Linked DNA regions of Homo sapiens: regions 1, 3, 4 and 5 are each linked to region 2. Evidence: chromatin contacts called from ENCODE Hi-C or POLR2A ChIA-PET data. All regions are on one chromosome and are shown on one strand. The core of a region is the stretch at or near the end of the contact, and the rest is flanking DNA. Distances in the headings are between cores, read along the strand shown. Region 1 overlaps POLDIP3 (DNA polymerase delta interacting protein 3). Region 2 holds the start of SMDT1 (single-pass membrane protein with aspartate rich tail 1). Region 3 holds the start of TOB2 (transducer of ERBB2, 2). Region 4 holds the start of TEF (TEF transcription factor, PAR bZIP family member). Region 5 holds the start of CYB5R3 (cytochrome b5 reductase 3).

Region 1 (3,117 bases), core at 179-2,678, 520 kb after region 2:
CATGGTTTCTGCTCAACAGCTGCTTTCCCTCTGGGAGTCTGGAATTTTAGTACATGCTACACAGAGAATGCCGAAGTGACCAGCCCCCAGTAAAACCTTTGGGTACTGAGTCTTTAATGAGCTTCCCTGGTGTCACATGTATTGTCACAACTTGCTGCGAGTTGCACCCAGCATCCTGTGCGACTCTGCTGGGAGGGGCCTCTGGAGGCTTGTGCCTCGTTTCCCCCCGACTTCACCCCATGAGCCATTTGCTCTGCATCCTTTTGCTGTCATTAGTCTCAGCCCTGAGCGTGACTATATGCTGAGTCTGGTGAGTCCTAGCAGTCATCAAACCTGAGGGTGGGTCTTAAGAGACCTTTGCCACAGAGGCAGTTTGAGATTTAAATGTTTGGTAGGTCACAGTACTTACAACAATGTCCTCCTCAGTGACTCGAGGGTGCAGATTATTCACAGTCATCTTGGTGCCTTCCAATGGGCTGAGAACAGGCTGCCACACAGACAAGAGCATTACCAGAAGCCAGATGGCTGATAAGCATTCCCACAACAGAAATTCCTCCAGGCACGTGACTAGGAAGGCCCAGAGGAAAGCTCCATGGAGAGTTACCACAAATGGGCCCCCTGAACTTCAGTGTCCACTACACCCCCCATCACTCTATGCTAAAAGCATGGACCCTCTCCCATCTCCCAAATACGCAAGCCTCTCAGGCCCTGAGCCTCTACCTGGAAGGCTACTCATGCTTCCAGACCCACTCAGCTAAAAGAGCCCTTTTTCCCAGACTTCCCAACTGGAATGAGATAATCTGTCCTCAGCCCTCCTAATAGCTTTCTTCTGAGAGAGTCTAACATATCACCAGATACCGCAATCTCTCAGCAGGTCTGCCGTCCCCACTAGCCTGCAAGGTCTTTGAGGGTAAGAGTCCCTAGGTCTTGGTTTGCTCATCTGTAGAATGGGGGTGGCAATGCCCACCTCACAAAGGCGTTGTGGGGAACACAATGAGGTACATATAAGCATACAGCCCTCCTGACCCCAACTGCTGCAGTCACCACCATCACCTCACCTCAGCAGCTGGCAGCTCTTTGGGGGGTTCTTCCTTGTTCACCAGTGTCCGGGACATGTTGGTCAAGGCTTTTGTTCGAATAGAGGAAGGGAGAGCAGGAGCTGTGTATGCATCATTCTGAACCACTTTGGTGAGAGGGAGGGCCTTGGACATGGAAAGCTTGGAACTGCTTAGCCCAGCCTAAACGAAGAGACAGAAAAGAATCTGAGAAGCCAGACCTGCAATGTTCTGAAGAAGCCCCAAGAGGTTGACAACTTGCTGAGAGCATGAACCCTCGATGCCTCCCAGCTCTCTAATTCTATTAGAGGTCTGGAGCCAAAAAGGCTGCCGGCTGCCAGTGACATCCCATAGGGAAGGGGCAGGGGGAGAGAAAAACACACAGCCTGAACGCGCACTCACAGAAGCCACTCCCCACAGTGCTAGAAGCTCTTGGCAGGAAGCTTCCATACAGCCCTGACCTGGAAAATTACCCAGGAGCCACAGGCTCACCCACACCACTTAGACTTTCTAAAAATTCTACAATATGAGGCTGGTCAGAAGGCCAAAAGCTTGGCCAGGCATAGTGGATCACATCTGCCATCCCAGCACTTTGGGAGGCTGAGGTGAGAGGACTGCTTGAGGCCAGGAGTTCAAGACCAACCTGGGCAACACAGTGAGACCTCATCTCTATAAAAAATGTAAAAGAGCTGCTCTGCCTGTGGAGTAGCCATTCTTTTATTCCTTTGTTTTCTTAATAAAGCTGCTTTTGCTTACAAAAAAAAAAATTAAAAGGCCAAAAGCTTGAGGCCAAGTTCATTCCCAGATATGCTTCTATCACAATGTGCTGATCACCACTCTTAAGAAGGCCCAGAATTCAGTGTTTTGGTTCCTCTTCTGGCCATCCAGAGGAACCACACACAGCCTTGGCCTCATCAGCTCCGACTGTCAGGGACACTCGGGCATTTGGCAGTGCAGATCACCAAAAACAGCCCCTCCATCTGGATGTGGTCCCTTGGAAACAAAACTCCCCTGTATTAATGTGTCTGAGGAAAAAGGTGCATAAAGCAGAAGTGACGGGGGCCCTGCTGATTTAGGGCAGTGTTTACAGGCACTGACCCAGGGCAGGGAGAAAGGAGGAACGCAGCGGCCAGAGAGGCACATCAGAGCATGGGCACGGGCAATTCACCACGCTCCTCCAAGTCTGGGTGAAGCAGCGTCATCCCCATGCTGAATTCCACATTCCTCATGTGGAATTCTGCGTCTCCAGAGCTGGGACAGCACAGTGACTCCACACAGGGCCCTGAGAGCGAGACTGCTCGGGCTCCATTCCTAGATCCACTGCTTCTCATCAGCTGGGTGATGTTGAACAGGCTTATTTCACCTCTCCATGCCTGTCCCTCATCCATCAACGAGGGTAATCAACAGTACCCATCTCACAGGGTACAAGACGCATGAGTATAAATATGGCATTTATTCAATTAGGGTATCAAATAGGGATAGAGACTCACTGAGCAAGCTGATAGTTCCCTTGATAGCAGACTTGAGCAGTCTAATTACTGGAAAGGCCTGGTCCCTTTGTAAAGAAACAAACTGGCATCATTCAGCTTCACGACCTCTTTTTTTTTTTTTTTTTTGAGACGGAGTCTCGCCCTGTCACCCAGGCTGGAGTGCAGTGGCGCAATCTTGGCTCACTGCAACCTCCACCTCGGGGTTCAAACAATTCTCCTGCCTCAGCCTCCCGAGCAGCTGGGATTACAGGCACGCGCCATCATGCCCAGCTAATTTTTTATTTTTAGTAGAGACGGGATTTCACCATGTTGCCAAGCTGGTCTCCAACTCCTGACCTCAGGTAATCTGCCCACCTCAGCCTCCCAAAGTGCTGGGATTACAGGCGTGAGCCACCACGCCGAGCCAGCTTCATGTTTCTTTTTTTTTTGAGACAGAGTCTCACTCTGTCGCCCAGGCTGGAGTGCAGTGGCACAATCTCGGCTCACTGTAAGCTCTGCCTCCCAGGTTCACACCATTCTCCTGCCTCAGCCTCCCGAGTAGCTGGGACTGCAGGTGCCCGCCACCACACCCC
Region 2 (3,309 bases), core at 552-3,051:
GCAGGGCCCTGCCAGCCTCCTCCTAGGCAAGGGGCAGAGCCCTGTGTCCCCTGAGACCTCCTGCTTCTCTACCCTGCATGACTGGTATGGCCAGGAGATCGTGGAGCTGCGGCAGTGTTGGCAGAAGAGGGCCCAGGGGAGCCACTCAAAATGTGAGGAACAGGATAGGCCCTAAGTCTGGGCCCTTTGAGTCAGGAAACCAGGGCCAGTTCTTTTTCAGGAGTTAAATGTTTACCCATTTCCAAGGTTGCGTTTTGGGAGGGGACATGGGTTCTCTCCTTCCTGCTATTTAGGCATTCTCCAGGTTCGAGATCCACCCGTGTGTCTGGAAGGGACTGCGGGACCATTCCTTCCATCCTCTTTATTTCCTGAGGTCCAGAGAAGGAAGGAGACTTAGCAGCCACAGAGCAAGACCCCAATCTCCTGACTGCACTGGCCTGACTGCCCCCTCCCAGGGGATGTTAATGAAATGAAGGAAGTGGGGAATGTCACCCGAGACTGTCACAGGCTTGCCATACCTTTGGCCTACACACCGGGCTCTAGAGCCATAATTTCCAACCTGGGGAGTCTCCTGTGCACTTAAATCCGAGGTAGGCTGCAGTATCGGCTTGAAGCTCTGACACTGTCAGAGAAAGTGGATTTATTGTGTCATAGGAGTTTCTGGGACCCAGCTCTTCCTGAGAGGGGTGGGAAGATTGGGGATGGGATCCTCACTCAGCAGTCTGGGTAGGGCCCTTTGAGGCAGAGGGTCTTCGGCCAGTGAAGAGAGATTTATTCTGCTCAGAGTGCTGGGGTCCCATCCTTTCTCCCTGGCTGCCCTGTTAACAGATGGTGCTGGACCTTGCCCCGGAAGGGGCTTGTAGCTTTTTTACGTCAACGAAATGCCCTCCTGTACTCTGTCTTCAGCAGCCAACTCCTGGAGCTGCCAAGTGAGGGGTTAAAGAAGAGGTGGGGAGGCAGTGTGGCTCCCTGGGAAAAGTCTGTTGCTTTGGTTCTCAGTCCTGGGTATTCTAGGAGCTTGGACACGGGATTGCGTTTCCTGTGCTAAAATTCTCTCTCCTGGCTGGGCTCCGGTAAACTGAAGCTGCTCGAGAAATCACCTGGGAACTCTCATAGCCGTTTGTCACCCAGGGTGTACTTGCCAGGACCTCTCCTTGCTACTCTTCCCAAAGTCGGGAGGCAAAGCGGCTGGGTCACCAGAGCCTGACCATACTGACGCTCCAGGGGGAAGACGCAGAGGCCGGGAAGAGACACCCCCTCCCAAACACATAAAACTTGCCCCTTCCTAGCCTCGGCTCCCCTCACTGGGGCCTTGGGCAGGACCGACCCGCATCCAACTAGGCCTAAGGGGTAGGCTCTGAGCCTCTTACCCCTAAGAGGCGGAGATGCGCCCAAGGCGGGCGCCCGGCCTGTTCCCCAGCCCTGCCTGGAAGCCCCGCAGCCACTGCATTTTGTTTAAACACAGATAGCACGGGCCTTTCTCTTATTGCTACAGTGTTTTGTACACGGTTAAAACACTAGTAAAGCTTTTTCGTTATTACTCCTTCCGCTCCCTGGGTTTATTTCCACAACCGGCCGCTGAGGCCTGTTCTGACGGCCGGGCGGACCCAAGACCGCGGCCACGCCCAGCAGGACGCGGACTGAGGGAGCCGGGGCTGCGCCGCCACTCTCGTGACGCCACCATGCCGGCCAGTGACAAACACCTCCCTCCCGCCGCCCCAGGAGCCGCCGGCACTGCGCGAGTGGGAGGGCTGGGCTTCTCGTGTACTCCTCAAACTCTCGCGAGGCTTCGGGCGGCTTTCTTCCCGAGGGCGGCACGAGGGCTGGGCGGTGGGGTGCGGGTGCCCGGGTGAGGGGCGGAGCTGGGGGCATGGCGTCCGGAGCGGCTCGCTGGCTAGTATTGGCACCCGTCAGGTCCGGGGCTCTCCGGAGCGGGCCTAGCTTGAGGAAAGATGGCGATGTCTCCGCCGCATGGAGCGGCTCAGGCCGGAGCCTGGTACCGTCGAGGTCAGTCATCGTTACCCGCAGCGGCGCCATTTTGCCCAAACCGGTGAAAGTGAGTGTCCTCCTGGAGACGGGGCGAAGGGGCTGAGGCCAATCATTGTGGGGAGTGCGTGAGGGCGGCGCTGATTGATAGGAGCCAAGGCCAATCATAACGATTACCGTAGACTGGAAGGCGGACCAAGAATACGCTAATGAGTTGCTAATTTTGACAGGTGTGTAGAAAATGGTAGGTAGACAGAAGATGGGGGGCAAACGCTGAGGAAGTTGGCCTTTTACATTAGCTTGTCCTGAGAGGTGCGGTGCTCTGCTCCTCTGGAGTCAGAAGACTAGGCCGTGTGCTTCTAGCTTAGAGCAGTCCTGTAATCTCTGCCCTGCCTGTCTCCTAGTTTATGGGATGAAATATGAATTTTGAAAGGACTCTGTAAATAAAGGGTACGTGGGACGGGCCTCATCTTTTTATTAGTTGTCACCTAATATTTAATTCATGTGATTTACAGTCCTGATAGATGTGCAGGGAATTATTACAATCACGGGTTTTCAAATGAAGAATCGGGCTAGAGCGGTGAAGCTCGTATCCAAGGCCAGCGCTGAGGACGCAGCATCCGGGTTTCTTCCTGGTACCGTCCCCACCAGGTCCTGTCTTTTTCCAACACTGAACGCTATCACATGCTTGAGTTTTTCTAGGGAAAACGGAAACAGTCCCTTATATCAAGCGAAAGTTTGCTTTACGACTGCAGGGCTGTGTGGTGTGGGAGTTAAAAAAACAAATTCTCTTAAAGCTAGTCTAGCCTATGCTAACTCACACAATTGACTGTAGGTCCATGTTGGGAAAGACCTGCCTTATCAAAACAGTTGAAAAAAAAATTTTTTTAATTCTAGGAATACGAGAGAAATGTTGCTGAGATTTTACTGACATTCTCCCAATCCATCTAAAGTCTTTGAGTGTAAATACATGCCCACTTTCAAATACATCTGTTTCTAAAATTTTTAAATCAAATTTCTCAGGCATCAGGGAACCTGTTACTTAGTGAACTGTGTAGAATATCCCTTCACTGTACATCTTTCTGTCATCGGTTTTCGTGTATTTCGTGTTCAGGCAGAGCTCACCGTAGTCTGGCCCTCCTAGTACTGGTGCACCCGATTGCCTGTAGGGATTTAAAGTAATTAGCAGGCTGTGTCCTAACTTTAGATGTCTAGGGTGCCTTAGACTTTTCTTTCCAGTGGACTTTTCGTCCATTTTGATGGCCATAACAGTCACCTTATCTCCTTTTTTTTTTTTTTGAGACGGAGTCTCACTCTGTCACC
Region 3 (2,985 bases), core at 295-2,794, 630 kb before region 2:
CTCCCATTGCAAGGTCTGCTTTACGACCAGACTTACCAGATCCTCGGCAAGCTCCCCCGCTGGGTGTTAAACCTCCTTAATCCTTCCTCCCACACAAGCTTCTTTCCCCCTATGCTTCACGGAGGGATGGGGGTAGAAGCCCAAGAAAGCAATAGGATTGTTTTTCTGCCGGAAAATCAGAGATGAAGGACCCATTCCCAGGGTACGGTGGGTAAGAAGGAGAAAAAGACCGTTTAGATACGGAGTAGCACCAGAGACTGGCCTCCACCCGTCCCCAAGCTGAAGCTTGCTGTGCGGGGTTCTGGTTTCTCCTGGGGGAGGGAGAGGGCCTGCCGGCTGTGCCTCCTCTCTGCACCCTCCTTCCCCTCCCAGATTTCTGGTGGTCAAGGGCACAGTTCATCCTCCGGACAGGAGGGGAAGGAGTTTGGGGGTAGGGCCCCACCTCGCAGGCACCTTACCAAGATAAGCAGAATCCACTCACTGGCACTGCTCTAAGGGTACTTTTTTCTGCCCAATTTTCCATTAAAACACTTAAGAGTATAAAGAGCTCAGCCGAAACGGTGAACTCTGGCTCAGTGGCCCAAGGACAATCTCCACTGACCTGTCCCGTCGCCAAAGGGGGTGTCCACCCTCCACCCTTCAGGCTCCACAGAGCCAGAAATAGAGTCTATTAACAATTACCACCCCCCTTCCCTGCACACGGGAAAAGAAGCAGAAAAACAAGGCCTGGATCCCCTTCCTTCCTCGGATTTATTTAACGGTGGGGGGAGTTATGTTTCTTTGGAGAACAAGGAAGATCTAGCGAGTAGCTAGGATATAAAGAACCGGGGGAGGCGGGGAAGGGAGGAAATGCACCCCACCCAGGAGAGGGCCACTCTTGGAACTGGGAGAAAAAGGAGCTCTTGGGCACCCCAGGAGCACAGATGGCGTGAGAAGAGGAGCTGGGGAAAGTGGGGTCTGGAGGGAAGCTGGATGGGGAAAGAAAATGCTGGCCAGGCGGGGAGGGAGCGGCAGCAACGTGGAGAGTCCAGCAAAGCGGGAGTGGGGCGGGGTGGAAGAGGTAGTCCGGCCGGCTGGGTCTCGGGGCGGGCCCCCCGCCCGCACGCCCCCCAACTCACTCACTCGGGTCTCCGCGGCGGCGGGGCGCTCTACCGGCCGCGGGGCGGCTTCTCCCTCCAGGGTGGCCTGAGCGCGGGGCGGAGGTCGCTCTCCTTTCCTTCCCGGGCGTCGCCGGGCCAGGGGACCGAAGTCCTTTTCGTCGTTGAGGGTTGGGGGACGAAGCAGGGGGCTATGGACTATGACTCTCAATAATTTCTTTCAGCTCTTAGGAGGTCGGGCTCGGCAGCGGGGGGCCCGAGGGCGGGCGGGCGGACTAGCGGCGACGACGCGGGGATGGCGGATCGGAGGGTGGTTCGTGTCGCGCAACGGCAGACGGTATGGGCTGTCGCCGGCAGACGGTCCTGCCCTCCTGGCCCCGCGTCGCCCGAGCCACGGCTTGCCTCAGCCAACAACCCGCACCTTCCCGCGCCCCGGCCCGAAGTGAGCAAAGTCAATGAAAAGTTTCACCCTTAGCAACCCTGCGCACGGATCCGGCTTCCCCACCCCTGCGTGATGCGTCCCTCCGCCCTGCAGGGGCGGGGCCAGGGCCCGGCCGGGACTACTTCCCAGCCAGCCCCGCGCCTCAGCTCGCTGGTATCTCGCGGAGCAGCTCCTGTGCCCTTCTGTGCTCGCCGGTCGTGCGTCCGGCTCCCCGTCTTCCCCTCCCTGTCACAGCGCCGCGCCGCACTCCTTTCCTTCATTCCCATACCACTCTGAACTTGTGCGCGTCGTGTGAGGTGTTCTCCCAGGGGCGCTCCGTGAGGGCCGGGGACCACCTGGGGCCGGGTTGCTCACGAGCCGGGCACAGTGCACTCTCCCTTTAGTTGTGTTTGGGGGACGAGTATCGCGGGGGAGGGGAGGGAGTCACCATGCCCGCCGGAAACCCCCCGCTGAGTCGTCCGCCCTGCACCTGCCTCGGAGCCCATGGTTCGGACGTTTGCCCGAGCCGTTTCCCGGGGCCTTCCCTCCAGCTCCGAGCGTCTGGCCGTGTCCGCGGCGATAGCATCGCCCCGTTACGGCCTCTGCGGGAGGGGGAACTGAGGGGACGACGCGGGCTCTGGAAACATTTCGGACCCGTTTCGGGCAGGCATGAGTCTTCCGAGCGCCTTGTGATTCCTCGGGGGGCTCAACGTCGAAAGAAAGGCGAGGGAGACTCTGGGGCCTGGGCCACGCTGTGCGGGAGTAAGAGGAGCCGAGGACGAGGCTGACGGCCGTGAAACTAGCCGAGTGCCACAAAGGACCTTCCCCTCACCGCCTCTGGCGCTCCTTTCCTTGCAGCCTGGAGGGCCGGCTCTGGCTCTGCGCAGGCGCGCGGGCGCAGCCCCTCTCCCAACTCTTGTTTGCTCTTTCTGGCCAGCGACCCCAGTGTGGGGCACGCGGGAGAGCCCCACATTTCTTCTAGTCGCAGTCCCGCCGGCGTGGGGTGGCCCCTGACCGTGCAACGGGCGCAAGGCTCGCACCCACTACGGCCCCTCGGGCGGCGGAGCGAGGCTCCGCGAACCCGGGACTGGGCGCGCCAGGCCCGCGCGCTGAGGCCCCCTCCCCCGGCTCTGGCCACGCGGGCTGCTCTGCCTCTGTGAGTGTGCGGGACACAGAGCCAGGGGGAGGGAGGGCCGTGTTCTGCGGTCACAGGCAGACAGGAGTGCCGGAAGATGCAGTCTGGAGCCCCCGGGGGACTGTGAGTGAGGTCTTCTCCCCGGTCCCTCCTTAGATCTCCCATTTCCCAGTTCTCCCCTCCCGCCCACACCTTTTTTGTCATTCCAGACGGTTCCGGCCCAGCAGCAGCCGCCATCCCCACGTTGGGTGGCGAGATCCGAAAGTTTCCAGCTACGAACAGTTTGCTTTTTTTTTTTCCTTGATCGCTTTTTTTGGCAAGGGCGGAGAGCA
Region 4 (3,465 bases), core at 436-2,935, 700 kb before region 2:
ATTCTCGTGCCTCAGCTTCCCCAGTACCTGGGATTACAGGCGCCAGCCACCATGCCCGTCTAATTATTTCTGTACTTACAGTAGTGTCGGAGTTTCGCCCTGTTGGCCAGGCTGGTCTCGAACTCCTGACCTCAGGTGATCCGCCACCTCTGCCTCCCAAAGTGCCGGGATTACAGGCGTGAGTCACCAAGCCCAGCCCCAGCAAAATTCTGATTGCATCAGCTTGATAACTTTTAGCTGGCTGTGGGTGTCTGGATCATGCATCTACCCCCTGAACCAAGGACTATCACTATACCACCCCCCCAACCCCTCCTGCTAGAAGGGCTGGGCCACTGTAGGGATGCTGGATAAACAAGCCAAGCTCTCTGCCTTCCGGGAGTTAAGCGGGGAGTCTAATGTTGCCTGGGTTTGCAGCGGAGTCTGATCTGTACTATAAAGAGGTACAAAGTTCTGAGCGCTGTTTAGGAGCAGCTTTCCATTTGTGTACCGCGCCACATATTACATTTTTACGGATTTCTGCGGAACTCCCGGGGAGGCTTTATATTTTAAGAGAGGAGGTGGTTCTCCCACAAAACGTGGCATCGGTACCTGGTGTCAAGGAGGTTTTTGTTTTCTAGGTAAAAGAAGGGAGAGTTCTAGAAAGGAAAAGAATTTCACATCTGTTTGGGACTGTGGAGATTCTCTAGCCCAACCTCTTAATTTTATGGCCGAGGAAACAAGCTCCAGTGAAGCAACCGGACTTTCCCAAGGTCATAAGCTAGTAAGTGGGAGGGCGGAAACATGTACTCGGGCCCTGGCTCAGGTCAGAGCTTCAGGAATGCTCCCTCCACGCTAGTGTTGATCTGGATGCGTGGGCAACCCGACACCCCGCTCTAGGGCGGCCAAGCCTGCTCAGGCCATCCCTACGACTTGGCAGGTCGCGGTCCCCGGCCCTGCCCTCAGGCGACCTCTGGGTCGCGTGGGAGCAGAAGTGCGGGCTAAGCTCAGCGTCCCTGCCCCGCGACCCTGGGCAGAGTCCCCAGAACAAAAAGACCCGTCCCTCCCTTCCCCTCCCGCCCCGCCACAGCCCCGCACGTGCGGCGCCTCGTGCACCGCCCCGGGCCCCGCCCCCGCCCTCCATTGGCTGTTCCCGCGCCTTCCTCCTCTGCCCCCTCCCCCCGCGACCAGACTCGGCTGCGGCTCCACGTGACCCGCGGGGGGTGGACACGCCGCGCGAGCAGGAGCTCGGATAGGTCGCTTTGGCCGGCCTGGCCGCTCCGAGCTCCGCCCCTCTTCGGTGGCGCGTCGGGAAGGTTGCAAGTCGGGGACAAGAGGGAGAGGCTGCGGTGGTTGGGGAGGGCGGGGGTTATGAAGAGGGCGGTGAAGGGGGAACACTGGTAGGAGGGAAGGGACCGCGCCGAGGAAGGCCCACCACAAAGACTCCAGCAGGCGCCAATCAGGGGACACAGGGGCGGCGGGGCGGGGCCTCCGCGAGGGTCCTCACCTGGCCCCGCACGTGTCTATCTTATCCCGGCTGCCCGACCAATCACGGCCCGAGGATCTGCGCCTGCCCCTCTCGCAGGCTGGACCAATCCAGAGCAACGATCCGGGGAAGCTGGCCTGGCCTCATGAATAATTAATGTGCCAGAGCCGGTCCGCAGGCGGGGTAGCGATGGAAGGAGGCGGGGGCGCCATTGGGCGCCTGCGCAGTAGCTGCCCGTGTCGGCAGCTGCAGCGGGTCGCACGGCTCCGGCCCATCTCGGGGGGCGGGCGGGGGAGGCGAGGTGCGCGAGCCGAGTCCGGGGCACGATGTCCGACGCGGGCGGCGGAAAGAAGCCGCCTGTGGACCCGCAGGCAGGACCCGGTCCGGGGCCGGGGCGCGCAGCTGGGGAAAGGGGCCTGTCGGGGTCCTTCCCCCTGGTCCTGAAGAAGCTGATGGAGAACCCCCCGCGCGAGGCGCGCCTCGGTGAGGGCGGGGGGGTGGTCCGCGCGGGCTGGGGGCGGGGCTTATACAGGGGCGGGGCCTCGTGAGGGCGGGGCCGGGGAGGCAGTGGGTCAGGGAGCAGTGGTCCAGCGGAGGGGGATGGGGCCTGGATGACCAGGAGCCTGGAGGACGAGGCCGGGGGGCTGAGGACAGAGGGTCAGGGGCGGGCTGAGACGGTGGGTCTGGCGGGAGAGGGTGGGGAGAGGTTTTGAGGAGGCGGAAGGGGATCGGGAGCAGTCACTTAAATGACGCTCCAGGGCCCCTCCCCCGGGGCCACCTGCATCGGAGTCACTCGGGATGCCTGTTTAAATTGCTGGTTCCTGCGCCCCACCCAATCTGCGGTCACTGGGACAGGGGTCTTGCATTTTAAGGAGCACCCCACCGCACCCCCATTATTTTCCAAGTACACCAAAGTTTAGGAAGCGCAGGCCTAGGGTAGCGAACTGTCATCGTACGTGGCCTTACCCCTCCCGGAGGGACCTGGCTTCCTCCCTGGGTGTGAGTAGCGCCAGCTACTAGGTCCAACGGGAGCCTTTCTGTTGCGGGGCTTCTGCTGAGCGGGTGGGGGGGGTGTGGGCGAGTAGTGTGAGGCGCCTTGGGAGGGGAGTTTTGGGCCAAGCAGAGAAACGATGAGGGTCAGATGAGTCCACTGAGGCCCTTCGCCTGGTTGGTTGGGGCTGACCCTTAGATTCTGGGGCCACGGCGGCAGGACTGAGCTTCATCTTTTTGCCTAGGCCAGGAACGTCACTGGGGCGTATACGGAAAGCAGGTCTGGCCTTGTTTTTCGCCCTGGGAGATGGGGTGCAGGGAGCAGCAGGAGGGCCGCCTGTGGTGGGGTTGTGGGTGCACTGAGGTATACTTTGAGTGTGAGACCTTTGCATTTCCAAGAGCCATCAGTTATTCAGGGTTTGGGAAAGGGATAGGCCTTCGAGAGTTGTCTGGCCTGGGGAATGGATTTTCCTTTTTAAAATGCCATTTCTCTTCCTTTCCTGGGTGTATGCTGAGGCTCCCATCCCTGTGGCTGTCACTGTTGAGTTATAAATAGCTTCAGCACATCAGGTGAGGCCAGCCTCTCTCCTCCTGCTTTGGGACCTCATGTGCACAAACCCTTTTGTTTGTTTTTGAGACGGTGCTTTGTTCCAAATCTGGGGCTGAGACAAGCTGCAGGGACAGGTGTACACATCTGACAGTTTCTTGTTTGAAATTACCAGGTAATAACCATCCATAACAAGAATTCTACCCGATATTCGTAGAGTGCTCGCAAAGCACGCTGACATCATCTTATTTCATTAACAGTCCTAGAGGGTATTCTCCCCTCTTCCCAGATGAGGAAAATTGAGGCTCAGGGAGGTGAGGGTGCTTCCTCAAGGTCACACAGCTATAACTTTTGACCCTCAGTTTGGTGCTCTTTCTACTGTATCATGCTGGCAGCCACTGTTGCATGACCTGAGTGATGGACTAGTCCTTTATCTCTTACAATTTAAAATTCCACCTTACAAAAA
Region 5 (3,155 bases), core at 371-2,870, 570 kb after region 2:
GAGGTAGAAGGATCACTTGTGCCCAAGAGGTTGAGGCTGCAGTGAGCTATGATCGCGCCACTGCACTACTGTCTGGGTGAGAGACTCTTCTCAAAAAAGAAAAAAGAAAAAAGAAATGTATGGAGCAGCCAGGTGCAGGGGACGTGGCCATAAATCCAACCACCAGCTGGAAGGTATGGAACACCACCAAAAACAGCAGGGAAGGGTTGGGTGGAGACCAGGGGAAGCTTTAGAGACACAGGCAGGACATTTCAACAATAAAGGAGGCAGATGCTTTCTGGGGAAAAATGGGCCGGGTGTTGCATGGAGGTTGGGGTGATGCCCACAGGTTCACCCTGGCCAAGGTTGCCTGGGGTCTGAACATCCCGAAGTTCTGGGTTGGGCCACACTTTCCTTAGCAACCACCCAAGCCAAGAGGCCTTTTGCCTGGATCCCCAAGGAGGAGACTCCAGGTCCTCCCCAAGGAGGGAGGACCCAGGTGCCCTCCAAGTGGCAGATGCCAGGCATAGAGGTAGAGGTGGAGGTGGAGGAGCACTGGGCTGATTCCTCCTGTGCCAGCCTCCCCACGCCTAGCGGGTCACAGTTGACAGGAGAGCTGCCCTCTGCAGCCGCAGCCTCCACATGTCCACACAGACTCAAGCCTCCAGCCTCACCATGGTCAACTTTTGAGAAACTGGGGAGAGGAGGTGGCCTGGGGGGAAGGGAAGGTGGCTCTAGGCCAGCCCAGGAGTGACAGCAGCAGAGTGGACTTTGAAACCCCATGGAGCAGGCTCCTTCCGGCGGCAGCGTTGTGGGACGGTGGCCAAGACTAGTTTGCATTTCCCCATCTGTGAAATGGGGCAAACAGCACTGACACCGCAAAGTGTGAGGTCCCCAGCACAGCTTGCAGGGTCAGTGGGAGCCTGGCCTTGATGGGAGCCTGGCCCACTGAGCATTGGGAGGATGCCCCCGTGTCATCCGGGTTCTGTTCCTTGTTGCTAAACGTGCAAAACCCTCTGACATAGTGACATCGCACACACACACACGTTCAGTCGCAGTCAGTGACATCGCCCATTCACATACTCCCGTACACACACACACACCCCATCACACGTTTCCATGCCCGCCCTTCACACCCACGGTCACACTCACACACACATTCACTCTCAAGCCATTCACACGCTCGCTCACACACTCACACTCAGCGGCACACACGCTCACAACCACGGGTCCCTCCAGCAGCCAAGGCCCCACGGCGGCCAGGGCAGGGCCCAGGTGCCCCCGGGTGCTGGGCTCTGGCGCGCCCCCCGGGCAGGAGGGCTGGGTCCCCGCTGCAGACTGCCAGGGCGTAAGTAGCGGTCACCACGTAGCTCGCCCAGGCCCTTGTGGGGTGGGGTGGGGCGCGGCGGGCTGGGCGGGCGAAGTGGGTGCGGCCGGGTGCGGCCCGGGTCCCGCGTCACCTCCCGCAGGCCAGCCCGCCCCCTCGCCGCCGGGTCCCAGTCCCTCGCGACGCCCCGCGGCCCCGGCGCCCCCTCCCCGCCTACCGTGCTGAGCTGGGCCCCCATGGTGGCCCCGCGCCGCGCTCGCTCTGTCGCCGCCGCCGCCGCCGCCGAGACCGTCGCGCCCGGGCCCGCGTCACTCCGGAGCAGGGGCGGGGCCGAGGGGCCAGGCGGGCGCGCGGGGCGGGGCGGGCGCGGGGGCGGGGACCGGGTCGCTCCGCCTGCTTCTGCCGGGGATGGAGACTGGGAACTGGGGATGCGGCCCTCTGCGCTCCGAGCTCTCCCGCCGCTGTGCTGCCCCGCGCGGGACGGTGGCCTCTCTGGGCCTCGTTCGCCGCCATAAAGGAAGCAAGATGGCGCCCCCCGGATGGGAGCGAGAATAAGAGGCGGAATCTTCCCCCGGCCTCCGAGACTGCAGGGGCCGGTCCTGCCTGGCCTGGCCTGGGCCTGTGCCTGCAGCTGCTCAGCGCGGCCCTTCCCCGGGCCTTTGAATTTGTAGTTCCCTGGGCAGCACTGTTCCCAGCTGCCTCGGGCCGGGTTAAATGCTGCGGTCTCAGCACGGCCCGCCCGGAGCCTCCTCGCCGGCGGCGCCTCCGCTCCCCACGCCATTGTCCCACTGTGGAGTGATCTTTGTCCCACTTAGCTGAAGGCCTCCTGCGTGTTTCCCCCACTCCCACCCCATCCCAGTGGACTGTGCGCTCCCGGAGGGCAAGGCCCTATCTGGTTTGAAGTCCCGTACATCCCCAGAGCCTAGCCACACAGAGCCTAGCATATAGTAGGTGCTCAATAAATACCTTTTTTTTTTTTTTTTTTTTTGGTAAAGCAGGGTCTCACTCTTGCCCAGACTGGAATGCAGGAGCCTGATCACAGCTCACTTTAGCCTCAACCTCCCAGGCTCAAGTGTTCCTCCTGCCTCAACCTCCTGAGTAGCTGGGCACATGCCACCACGTCCGGCTAATTGTTTTTTTTTTTGAGACGCAGTTTCGCTCTTGTTGCCCAGGCTGGTATGCATTGACGCGATCTCGGCTCACCGCAAACTCCGCCTCCAGGGTTCAACAGATCCTCCTGCCTCAGCCTCCCGAAATTACAGGCATGTGCCACCACATCTGGCTAACCAGCTAATCTTTTTTTTTTTTTTTTTTTTTTTTTTTTTGAGACAGAGTCTCGCCCTGTCCCCCAGGCTGGAATGCAGTGGCGCCATTTCGGCTCAATGCAAGCTCCGCCTCCAGGGTTCACGCCATTCTCAGCCTCCCGAGTAGCTGGCACTACAGGCACCCCACCGCGCCCGGCTAATTTTTTGTATTTTCAGTAGGGACGGGGTTTCACCGTGTTAGCGAGGATGGTCTCGATCTCCTGACCTCGTGATCCGCCCGCCTCGGCCTCCCAAAGTGCTGGGATTACAGGCGTGAGCCACCGCGCCCGGCCTAATTTTGTATTTTTAGTAGAGACGGTGTTTCAACATGTTGGTGAGGCTGGTCTCGAACTTCCGACCTCAGGTGATCCACCTGCCTCGGCTTCCCAAAGTGCCGGGATTACAGGTGGGAACTACCGCGCCCGGCCATTTTTGCATTTTTTTGTAGAGACGGGTTTCACTATGTTGCCCAGGCTGGTCCGGAACTCCTGGGTTCAAGCCATCCTCCCACCTTGGCCTCCCAAAGTGCTGGGATTATAAGCGTG

Evidence for each region. A loop is a pair of places that touch in the nucleus more often than their neighbours do. ChIA-PET counts read pairs that join two places held with the same protein, here RNA polymerase II (POLR2A). Pooled maps may share reads with other maps.
Region 1: POLR2A ChIA-PET joins it to region 2 with 11 read pairs in activated CD4-positive, alpha-beta T cell. The contact joins the enhancer-like site here to the promoter of SMDT1 in region 2. A Hi-C loop is called at or near these places in 1 of 37 single-sample maps with no recorded cell type and 3 of 50 pooled maps. POLR2A ChIA-PET finds 5 or more read pairs at or near these places in 2 of 52 experiments (GM12878 and activated CD4-positive, alpha-beta T cell).
Region 3: a loop to region 2 is called in a map of CD8-positive, alpha-beta T cell, with 6 times the contacts of the local background. The contact joins the promoter of TOB2 here to the promoter of SMDT1 in region 2. A Hi-C loop is called at or near these places in 1 of 168 maps with a recorded cell type or tissue (CD8-positive, alpha-beta T cell), 2 of 37 single-sample maps with no recorded cell type and 12 of 50 pooled maps. POLR2A ChIA-PET finds 5 or more read pairs at or near these places in 3 of 52 experiments (BJ, MCF 10A and naive thymus-derived CD8-positive, alpha-beta T cell).
Region 4: a map of CD8-positive, alpha-beta T cell shows a loop between it and region 2 (7-fold over the local background). The contact joins the promoter of TEF here to the promoter of SMDT1 in region 2. A Hi-C loop is called at or near these places in 2 of 168 maps with a recorded cell type or tissue (B cell and CD8-positive, alpha-beta T cell), 1 of 37 single-sample maps with no recorded cell type and 10 of 50 pooled maps. POLR2A ChIA-PET finds 5 or more read pairs at or near these places in 3 of 52 experiments (CD4-positive, alpha-beta T cell, GM10248 and activated B cell).
Region 5: a loop to region 2 is called in a pooled map, with 3 times the contacts of the local background. The contact joins the promoter of CYB5R3 here to the promoter of SMDT1 in region 2. A Hi-C loop is called at or near these places in 3 of 50 pooled maps. POLR2A ChIA-PET finds 5 or more read pairs at or near these places in 4 of 52 experiments (CD8-positive, alpha-beta memory T cell, GM10248, WTC11 and 1 more).

Annotation. Positions count from the first base shown.
Region 1 is chr22:42,595,128-42,598,244 of GRCh38, forward strand. It overlaps POLDIP3 (DNA polymerase delta interacting protein 3), which reads right to left. Exons shown (of 9, transcript NM_032311.5): 5 at 1,059-1,238; 6 at 410-487. Among named protein-coding and RNA genes, the nearest start is that of POLDIP3, 18 kb to the right of the region's middle. Within about 2 kb of position 1,429, at least 3 of the 41 ENCODE cell types and tissues checked have a DNase peak (open chromatin) inside an H3K27ac peak, as active enhancers do.
Region 2 is chr22:42,077,899-42,081,207 of GRCh38, forward strand. SMDT1 (single-pass membrane protein with aspartate rich tail 1) reads left to right here and starts at 1,802. Exons shown (of 3, transcript NM_033318.5): 1 at 1,802-2,056. The coding sequence starts at 1,871. It overlaps PHETA2 (PH domain containing endocytic trafficking adaptor 2), which reads left to right. Exons shown (of 3, transcript NM_001002034.3): 3 at 1-1,540. The coding sequence ends at 175. RefSeq lists enhancers at 1-306, 1,547-2,319 and a silencer at 1,227-1,521.
Region 3 is chr22:41,445,257-41,448,241 of GRCh38, forward strand. TOB2 (transducer of ERBB2, 2) reads right to left here and starts at 1,545. Exons shown (of 2, transcript NM_016272.4): 1 at 1,123-1,545. LOC105373043 (a long non-coding RNA gene) reads left to right here and starts at 1,689. Exons shown (of 2, transcript XR_938274.2): 1 at 1,689-2,776; 2 at 2,863-2,985. RefSeq lists enhancers at 1,315-2,010, 1,757-2,006, 2,011-2,706 and a silencer at 2,577-2,676.
Region 4 is chr22:41,380,257-41,383,721 of GRCh38, forward strand. TEF (TEF transcription factor, PAR bZIP family member) reads left to right here and starts at 1,686. Exons shown (of 4, transcript NM_003216.4): 1 at 1,686-1,945. The coding sequence starts at 1,789. LOC105373042 (a long non-coding RNA gene) reads right to left here and starts at 1,655. Exons shown (of 3, transcript XR_938271.3): 1 at 1,484-1,655. RefSeq lists silencers at 905-1,504, 1,535-2,234 and enhancers at 1,369-1,663, 2,445-2,524.
Region 5 is chr22:42,647,772-42,650,926 of GRCh38, forward strand. It overlaps CYB5R3 (cytochrome b5 reductase 3), which reads right to left and starts at 1,621. Exons shown (of 9, transcript NM_000398.7): 1 at 1,524-1,621. The coding sequence starts at 1,544. RefSeq lists silencers at 1,132-1,481, 1,502-1,691, 2,002-2,101 and an enhancer at 1,796-2,609.